Regions from separate parts of the Homo sapiens genome. Here region 2 is linked to region 1. The links are chromatin loops, found by intact Hi-C in ENCODE. Cell type or tissue: heart right ventricle. All regions are shown on one strand. Links, peaks and the distances in the headings refer to the core of each region. The heading gives the core; the rest is flanking DNA. Region 1 overlaps TFEB (transcription factor EB). Region 2 overlaps LOC112267957 (a long non-coding RNA gene).

What was found. A loop is a pair of places that touch in the nucleus more often than their neighbours do. Peaks named below come from ENCODE experiments on the same cell type or tissue, not always from the same donor. Only the 100,000 strongest peaks of a DNase experiment are listed, where the experiment ranks them.
Region 2: a loop joins it to region 1, with 5 times the contacts of the local background. A loop is called at or near these places in 51 of 110 quality-filtered maps.

What each region holds. Positions count from the first base shown.
Region 1 is chr6:41,681,150-41,685,528 of GRCh38, reverse strand. It overlaps TFEB (transcription factor EB), which reads left to right. Exons shown (of 9, transcript NM_001271944.2): 9 at 451-1,551. The coding sequence ends at 930. Among named protein-coding and RNA genes, the nearest start is that of MDFI, 45 kb to the right of the region's middle. RefSeq lists enhancers at 1,808-1,987, 2,008-2,087, 1,622-2,447, 2,448-3,274 and a silencer at 1,704-1,998. In heart right ventricle, for the core only: CTCF peaks have their summits at 1,565, 1,772 (motif pointing right), 2,971 (motif pointing right) and 3,172 (motif pointing right); DNase peaks (open chromatin) are centred at 1,788, 2,720 and 3,208; H3K4me3 peaks cover 1,843 bases; H3K27ac peaks cover 2,366 bases.
Region 2 is chr6:41,461,216-41,465,594 of GRCh38, reverse strand. All of the region lies in intron 2 of LOC112267957 (a long non-coding RNA gene), which reads left to right. Among named protein-coding and RNA genes, the nearest start is that of LINC01276, 39 kb to the left of the region's middle. In heart right ventricle, for the core only: a CTCF peak has its summit at 2,098 (motif pointing left); a DNase peak (open chromatin) is centred at 2,114; H3K27me3 peaks cover 671 bases.

The DNA of each region.
Region 1 (4,379 bases), core at 61-4,060:
CTGGCCCTTTACACAAAGGGCAATTGGACTGCACCTTGTTTCTCTTTCTTATGGTAGATGACACAATTTACATTAAAATCTAGCACACACAGGCACAAAGTGAAAAATCAGTTTCATGAAGTAACGCTCCCCTCGTCCTTAATAGATGCAATGCATTCTAATAATTTCTATTCTAGTCTAGTCTAGACAAGTCAATTTCAATTAAAAAAATAGAAAGCTGGTCAAGACTCACTACGGTGGCTTCACAACCCACTAATGAGTTACGACTTGTAGTCTGAAAAAACACTGGTCTAGACTCTAGAGCTACCCTATGCTTTCTTCCAGCGGAAACACTTTGGGTCTTGGGTGCCGTAGGGCAGGGGCAAGTGCTGTGATAGAGGCCCAGGGGAGGGGTCCTGGTGGCTGGTGCCCATAGGTGTGTTCCCCAGCCTTCTGTCTGCTCCCCTGCAGGAGCTGGAGATGCAGGCTCGAGTGCACGGCCTCCCTACCACCTCCCCGTCCGGCATGAACATGGCTGAGCTGGCCCAGCAGGTGGTGAAGCAGGAGCTGCCTAGCGAAGAGGGCCCAGGGGAGGCCCTGATGCTGGGGGCTGAGGTCCCTGACCCTGAGCCACTGCCAGCTCTGCCCCCGCAAGCCCCGCTGCCCCTGCCCACCCAGCCACCATCCCCATTCCATCACCTGGACTTCAGCCACAGCCTGAGCTTTGGGGGCAGGGAGGACGAGGGTCCCCCGGGCTACCCCGAACCCCTGGCGCCGGGGCATGGCTCCCCATTCCCCAGCCTGTCCAAGAAGGATCTGGACCTCATGCTCCTGGACGACTCACTGCTACCGCTGGCCTCTGATCCACTTCTGTCCACCATGTCCCCCGAGGCCTCCAAGGCCAGCAGCCGCCGGAGCAGCTTCAGCATGGAGGAGGGCGATGTGCTGTGACCCTGGCTGCCCCTGTGCCAGGGAACAGGGGCCGGCCTGGGGGCTGGGAGGGCCAGGGGCACCTCCCTCCCACCCTTCAGGCTGCACTGTGTGTGAAGTAGCCACCTGCCCTGCCTCCCTCCTCCCCGTTGGCCCCTGTTTGGACTTAGTGCCTGTCTGGCAGCCTGTGGGGTCAGGAGAAGCACCCCCAGGGCAGCCCTCTTGACTGGCGCAGTGGGAAGAGGCCTTCAGCCCCTCTCCCGGAGATGGAATCGCGGGGCAGGGAGGGGCAGGGTGTTCTAGAGGTGAGAAGAGGGCCTGGTGGAGATTCCCTGTCTTCTGAGCCCGAGCCCCTCATTACCAGTGAAGGACATGCTTGAGGGGTTCGGGAAGCTCCTCATCTGAGGCAACTGGTCCTGGGGGTGCTCAGGCCTGCCTTTTTGGGACTCAGATGGCAGGAGGTCCACCCCGCAGCCTGGTCCTCGGCTCTCCCACAGGTGGGCACCCCCCACTTTGGTGCTAATAGCTCTCCACCAGGTGGTGTGAGCGCGGGGGCTGCCAGAAGCGGGAGGGGTCACTGCCGGAAGAGCAGCTGCCCTCCGACCCCTCACTTTGTGCCTTTAGTAAACACTGTGCTTTGTACTTGCTGGTCCTGTCTCTTTGGAGTGGGTCTAGGGCTGACAGCGAACGGGAGGATTCAACCCAGCGGGCCCCCTCCAGAGTGCGGATGCTGCCTGAAGGGAGTCGGGGTGGGGGGTACAGGGAAGAGGGAACACGCTTGTCACACGCCTCAGCCCTGCCCGGGGAAGACGAGGGGTTTGGGTGCTGAGGGGGGCACGGTCCCTCCTCACGGCCACGAGGTGGCGCTGCGGCCACGCCGGTTCCACACCTCCAGCGGCGGCCGGAGCGAGACTAGTTGATGTGGCGAGAGGGTTGCTCACAAACCAAGTGCGCCGCCCTTAGCTGCTTATTTGGGGCACCCTGGGCCCGGGGTGGGGGGCATGCTTCTTCTGTCCCACCCCTGTTCTGGGGGTGACCTCCCCAGGTGGGCGGCCACCCGGCTTGAGAAGCTGTAGCTGGGCGCTCTGGAGGCGGCGCTCGCGCTCTGTCTGCCAGACGGGCTTCCCGGTAACTGAGGGGCTGCGTCCTGCTAGGGCTCTGGGGAAAGGGACCCCCGTGAGCTAGACAGGGAGGAGATGGGAGTCCAGGACGGCGCGTGGGGTGTTATGGGCCCGGGTCCCCCCGCCCCGCTCTGGCTCTGGCAGCGAGGCCTGGGCGCGGCCTTTCCTCCGAGCTGCAGTCCTTGGGCCTCTGCTTGGAGACGTTGGTGTTTATGACCTCGCCTAGGAGGGGGACATGGGCTGGGGACAGTCAGGGTTCGACTGGCGGCTGCTCGAGCCCCGGTGCCTGGCGGGAACAGGGAGAGGGCTTTTCGGGCTTCATCCAGTTCCCCTCTGCTCTCCACGGCCGCTTCAGGCAGAGACCAAAATGGCTCCCCGTCATCGCCCTGAGAGGCTGAAGGGGCCTAATTTAAAAAAAAAAAAAAATCCCGGGATGAAAATGGCTAATAGGGCAATTTCCTCTGTGCCGAACGGGAGATCAAATCAACGTTGAGCAATTAGCGTGCGAGGGGAGAGAAGGAAAATGGGCCGGGCGGCTGGGCGCTGATGGTGGCCGGGCTGGCGCAGGCTGCAGGATTAATCTCAAGGTCAGATGGAGCCGGGGATGACCTTGTGGAGCCTGAGCCAGCCGGGGCGCTGGCGCCTCCTCCTAGTTCCAGGTTCCACCCCACCACCTGGGACTTACCCATGCCCTGGAAACCCCTCTGAGCCCCGTCTGGGTCAAGCCCTGAACTCTGTGAGACACCTGATTAACTAGGCTTGGCCTGCCTTGGCCGGGGGATGAAGGCTCCGGGAAGTCCCAAGGCCGGTCCTTCAGGCCCCTGAGAAGTCTCTCCCGACCCCACTGGCTCTTCCACTTCACCCTGGGGATTGACCTAGTGGAGTGGAGGGCTGCCCACCTGCTTCCTCTCACAGCCCTTCAAGATCACGGATAGCCCTTCCTGCCAGCAGATGTCTGCTAAAAAGAAATAAATATTTAAAACATTTTTAAAAAGGAAAAAAAAAAAAAAAGAAAAAGATCACTGATATCCCCGCCTCCACCTGCCTGCTGCTTTCCTGCCCCTGGGCTCCTTCAGCCTGGCCACTACCTCTGGCATTGGAGTATGGACTGCATATTCGACAGGACAGAGGGTGTGAGTGGGGTTCTGTCCACAAGAGGGTGCCCTGGGCCAGGACTAGGCAGCTGCCCGCCGCGGCTGGTGGGGGTGGGGGAGTCTCAGCTTCATTGTACATTCCAAGCTGTCTGCCTGGGTGGCTCCCATCCTGCCTGGGAGTCCTGCAGTCCTACCGATTTGGCTGAGGCCGGCCCAGGAACTACTTCCGGTATTTCAATAAGCCACCAGAAAGTGTTCCTGTTTCTGAGACCAGCCTGAAGGACCCTCACTTTGTGGCTGGAATGGAATCTGGCTGGTGATTATGAACGACTCTGATTCAATAAGAGGGCAATGCATCCTTCAGCAATATTTATTTGGTGGACAACACCTTTCCAAGTGTCAGGTCCATGGAGGAAATTCTTTTTTTTTTTTTTTTTTTTTTTTGAGATGAAGTCTCACTCTGTCTCCCAGACTACAATGCAGTAGCGCAATCTTGGCTCACTGCACCCTCTGCCTCCCGGGTTCAAGCGATTCTCCTGCCTCAGCCTCCTGAGTAGCTGGGACTACAGGCGCACACCACCACACCCAGCTAATTTTTTATTTTTAGTAGAGATGGGATTTCACCATGTTGGCCAGGCTGGTCTCAAACTCCTGACCTCAGCTGATCTGCCAGCCTCAACCTCCCAAAGTGCTGGGATTATAGGTGTGAGCCACCACACCCGGCCTTTTTTTTTTTTTGAGATGGAGTTTTGCTCTTGCTGCCCAGGCTGGAGTGCAATGGCATGATCTCAGCTCACTGCAACCTCCGCCTCCCAGGTTCAAGCAATTCTCCTGCCTCAGCCTCCTGAGTAGCTGGGATTACAGGTGCCTGCCACCACGCCCAGCTAATTATTTTGTATTTTTAGTAGAGATGGGGTTTCATCATGTTGGCCAGGCTGGTCTTGAACTCTTGACCTCACTCAGGTGATCTGCCCTCCTTGGCCTCCCAAAGTGCTGCGATTACAGGTGTAAGCCACCGTGCCCAGCCTGGAAATTCTTTTTTAAAAGGCAGAGTAGGGCCAGGTGTGGTGGCTTGCACTTGTAATGCCAGCTACTCAGGAGGCTGAGGCAGGAGGATTGCTTGAGGCCAGGAGTTTAAAACCAGCCTCGGCAACATAGCAAGACCCTTAACTCTATTTTTTTTTTTTTTAATTAGCCAAGCATGGTGGTGTACACATGTGGTCCTAGCTACTCAGGAGGCTGAAATGGGAGGACT
Region 2 (4,379 bases), core at 75-4,074, 220 kb after region 1:
GATGGCAAAGAATTTTTCTTCCCTAGAAGTCTGCACATTATCACTCTGATCTATAGCAGAACCTTAATAAGATCTGGCTGTTGCCCCTTCCTGCTTTGTCAGCTACACCTAAACCAATAATGATCATGATCATGATACCAAGAATAATTCTAATGCTCCTGTGGATTTTCAGATCACTTAAGTTTATAACGTGCTTTCACACCCCTGTCCTCAAATTCTCAAAATAACCCTTTAAAGGGGGGCAGCTTGCCCAGCAAGCTACTCCCCAGCCCCTACTTGTGGCAGCTTTCTTCTTACTGGAAGCCCTAAACAAAAGAATTCTGGCCTGTGGTGGCACTGTAGTCCCAGCTACTTGGGAGGCTGAGGCAGAAGGATCACTTGAACCCAGGAGTTCGAGGCTACAGTGAGATATAATTCTATGATTGCAGCACTGCACTCCAGCCTGGGTGATAGAGTGAGACCCCCCCACCTTTTTTTTGAGACGGAGTCTTGTTCTGTCGCCAGGCTAGGGTGCAGTGGCACCATCTCGGCTCACTGCAACCTCCACCTCTGGGGTTCAAGCGATCCTCCTGCCTCAGCCTCCTGAGTAGCTGGGACTACAGGCGTGCGCCACCATGCCCAGCTAATTTTTTGTATTTTTAATAGAGACAGGGTTTCACCACATTGGCCAGGATGGTCTCGATCTCTTGACCTCATGATCCGCCTGCCTCAGCCTCCCAAAGTGTTGGAATTACAGGCATGAGCCACTGTGCCCGGCCAAGACCTCCTTTCTAAGAGAGAAGAAAAAGAATAGTGGCCTTGCCAGAGAGACCAGCTGTAACTCCTGTGGCCATGGGTGGGTGGTGGGTACATGGAAGAGCACCCTCACGTACAGCACATGCGCACATGAGCAAACGGCGAATCCTATTCCATAGGAAATAATTAAGCGCTGAATCATGTGTACTGAGCTGGGAGGAGGCTGAGATCACCCAGGGATGATTCCAGAGTGTGGGGCAGGATTTGGAGACAGAGCCCTGGCCTTCCAAATAGGCCCTGGATATGAGAAAGAGGGGAGCCCAGAGAGAGACTTGGGAAGGGGCAGCCAGCCAGGCTGGGGATCTGAGAAGGGATGCGTTGATGGTACCACTAGAGTGAGGGGAGGGAGGGCAAGGTTTGAAGTCAAGGTCGGTGTGCTCCTCAGCTCCTCCAGCCTTGGTCTTCTCCTCTAGCCTTTCTGGTTCCCTGTCTTGTCTTCTGGTGCTTCCCCTCTCCCTTCATTGGACAACCCTGAGTTTCATACCTGGAGCTCACAGAGACTGCAGTGGTGCACCCTGGGAAGCTGGATGAAGCAGCGCTACCCACACTAGGATCTGCCTTCAGGGGCCCACTCTCCCACGAGGACATATGCTGGCCTCATGCTCCCAAAACTTGGGCATCACCAGGGTAGTGAAGGAGGCACATGAGGAGTTGATCAAGGGTGCGAGAAGATCCCTTCTGATACTGGGCAGTGCCCCTCCCTGGTCTTCCCCCTCTCCACCTCCCATCCATCTTACAACAACTTCCCCCATGTGCACCCTACTCTCTCCTGCTATACTTTTCAGAGTCTGCTCTTTTTTTCATTCACTCATTCATTACTCCTGCATTCATCCATTCAACCAACATTTACCAAGCACGCTCTGGGATATAAAGATGTTTTATACTGCATCCTTGTTTGCAAAGAGCTCATTATCTATTAGAGAAACGGGCACGTGCAGAGCAAAGAATAATGCCTAGAGGAGCGAGGGACAGATTCCAACCAGGCACGACCACCCTCTAAAGTGGGCAAGGCAGATACTGTTCTCACTTGAGAGGTGAGCAGACTGAGGCTCAGAGTTCTACTAAATAGCCCAAGGTCATGGTTGAGTGTGAGAAACAAAAACCCACTCACCTGACAAGCGAGTTGGCTTGTCACAAGTTCCTACCTACTTCCTTCCAGTTCTTCCTTCCCTAAAATCATCTAATTTCACATTCAGTCCTGGCCTCTGTTCATCTGCCCACTCAGGAGTGTTGGTTAAAATAATAATCCCGTATACTGACCAATAAGAATGGACGCTGGTCATAGCAATGGAGCAGGGGCCTGAGGCCCCCTGCTGGGCGGGGTGCTAATGTTTACTTGCTGAATGGTATGAGGTCCAGCAAGTCCCAGATGGTTGGAGGTTGGCCTTCCCTGGTTAGGGGCAACGACTACTTACTAACTTTAACAACCAGCCTCGGCACAGTGACATACAGCACCTAGTGATCAGTGTTGCATCCATCCACTCATCCATCTGTTCATTTACCCATGATTCCCATCCATCTGTAAACCTATCACCCCACACTGGCCCCACCCACTAGGATGCACTGAAGACTGTAGGGGAGCATCTTTGAAGTCAAAGACAAGCTTCCTTCTCCCTAGGAGCTTACGCTGGGGAGTTGGGGAGCCAGGACCGACCCATTCAAATGTTAAACAACAGCCCAAGAGGTGTCTCAGGGAAGTTCAGGACGGGTTGCCTAGTGCCTGGCATGTGCCTGAAGGGTTCAGAGCAGTTAAGATGTTGTGTATGTGGGTGAGGAAGGAGAGAGCAGGGAGGCTGTCAGGGTGCAACTAGCCTTTGAGCTGGAGCTTTGAGCAAATGATGGTAAGCCTCTCAGCTTCTCCTTGGCCCGGCCTCCTTCTCTATCCCTAATGTCCAGGTCTGAGTATTAGTTTGTTGTGGGCCTGCCTACACGCTCCCTCAGAAACCAGAGGGCAGGGACCCAGAGGTGCCGCTTACTCTGATCCTGGACTCTCTCTTGGGCACACACAATGCCTCCTACAAGGAAGGAGCCGGCCTGCTGTTGGGTTTCCAGCTCTCCCCCTCTACCTTCTCTTTCCCTCACTTTCCTTCCAGGGGCTGTCAGTTTAACGGACAGGTGTTTAATTCCAGCCTGTCAGGCGCCTGGAAATGCCAGCCTCACTGCACATCAGTTGGTGGAGTTTGCTTTTAAAAGAGTGGCAAGAAACTGAACTCTGCTATCTGCAGCTGAGCCCTCTCTCTGTCTCCATCTCATTGGCAAATGTGGTTGCACCTTTCTTGCTGTTTTCCATTGAGGCACCTGAGCTCTGGGAAGCAGAGAAGGCAAAGAGCCTCTCCAAGTGCCTCCAGTGGAGGTTGAATGCCTGAGTGCCCAGTGTGACCAGCTATGTCCTTGGCATGTGCTGGGCCTGCTTTTTAACTATTAAGTCATGCCATAGCTAAAACACACTGCTTCTGCAGCCCTGGGGCAGAGAGGCAGCTGTCAGCTTCTCCAGCCGGTGCAAGCTGCTGCTTCTTTCTGTATCCACCCTGCTCCGGTATGAGCCAGGAACTGCGTGCTCACCTCTGGCCTGGGAAATACATGGAAGCAGCCCCAGGAATCTGCCCACAGAGCTCTGGCAGCTTAGCTATAGGGGTTAGAGCATGGTCCACAGTTCACCGTGTAATGCTACCACAGAAGGACTAGCCAACCAGCTCCTCTATGAGTCTTTGGGAGAGGGTGTCAGGGCTGGAAGACCAGAGGTTAGAAAAGAGAACCTATCTTTGGAGGTTGGGGATAAAGCTTGAGGAATTGGGTCAGAAGTAGGGGCCTTTGGGGCATATCAACTAAAGCCAGAGGACAGAGTTCACAGCCCAGCTCAGGCAATGAAAGCACTTGAGTGGCATCTCAGAGGGGTGCTGGGCTCGCCCTGGCACATGGCTTCCCTCTAGTTCCTTTTCTGCCCTCCCATGCCCATTTCCCTCCTGCTTGCTTATCTATTCTTTTTGCTTTGCCATCTCCTACCTGTCCCTCACACAGACCTCCACCCACCACATACCCCAACGAGGCATCACAGTTCCTAACGAAACGGAACCACTGCCAGATGAAATATATTACTATTAAATACTTAATTCTTCTTGTGAGCAGAGAGCAGGCAGTATGAATACGATTATTAAAGAAAATTACTTTGGCTGATCAGATATTTCTGCATACTAATTTCTGACCCCTCTTCCCTCACTCCCGCTTCTTGTCCCTTAGAGACCAGGACAGATAAAATTCCATCACAAATAGCTGATTACTGAGGCTTGCATTAAAAATCACATTTTCTCCCCGCCTCTCCCTCTCTGGAGCCTTTTCTACGCTGATGTCCTTGCTTGAAGAAGGGGTGTCCCTAGATAGCAGCTACCACTGGACAACATCTAGGGAGACCCTATTTCATCCTTCTTCTCCTCTCCCCACACATTTTCTCTGATATCAGCAGATCCACTTTTCCAGCTAGTTCCCTAAATGGCCAGAGATCCTGCAAGCTCCAGGGCTCCTGCTGTCAGCTCCTAAAGCATCTCATCACAGCCTCTTGCTCCACTGTTCTGTGCTTAAGAACATGG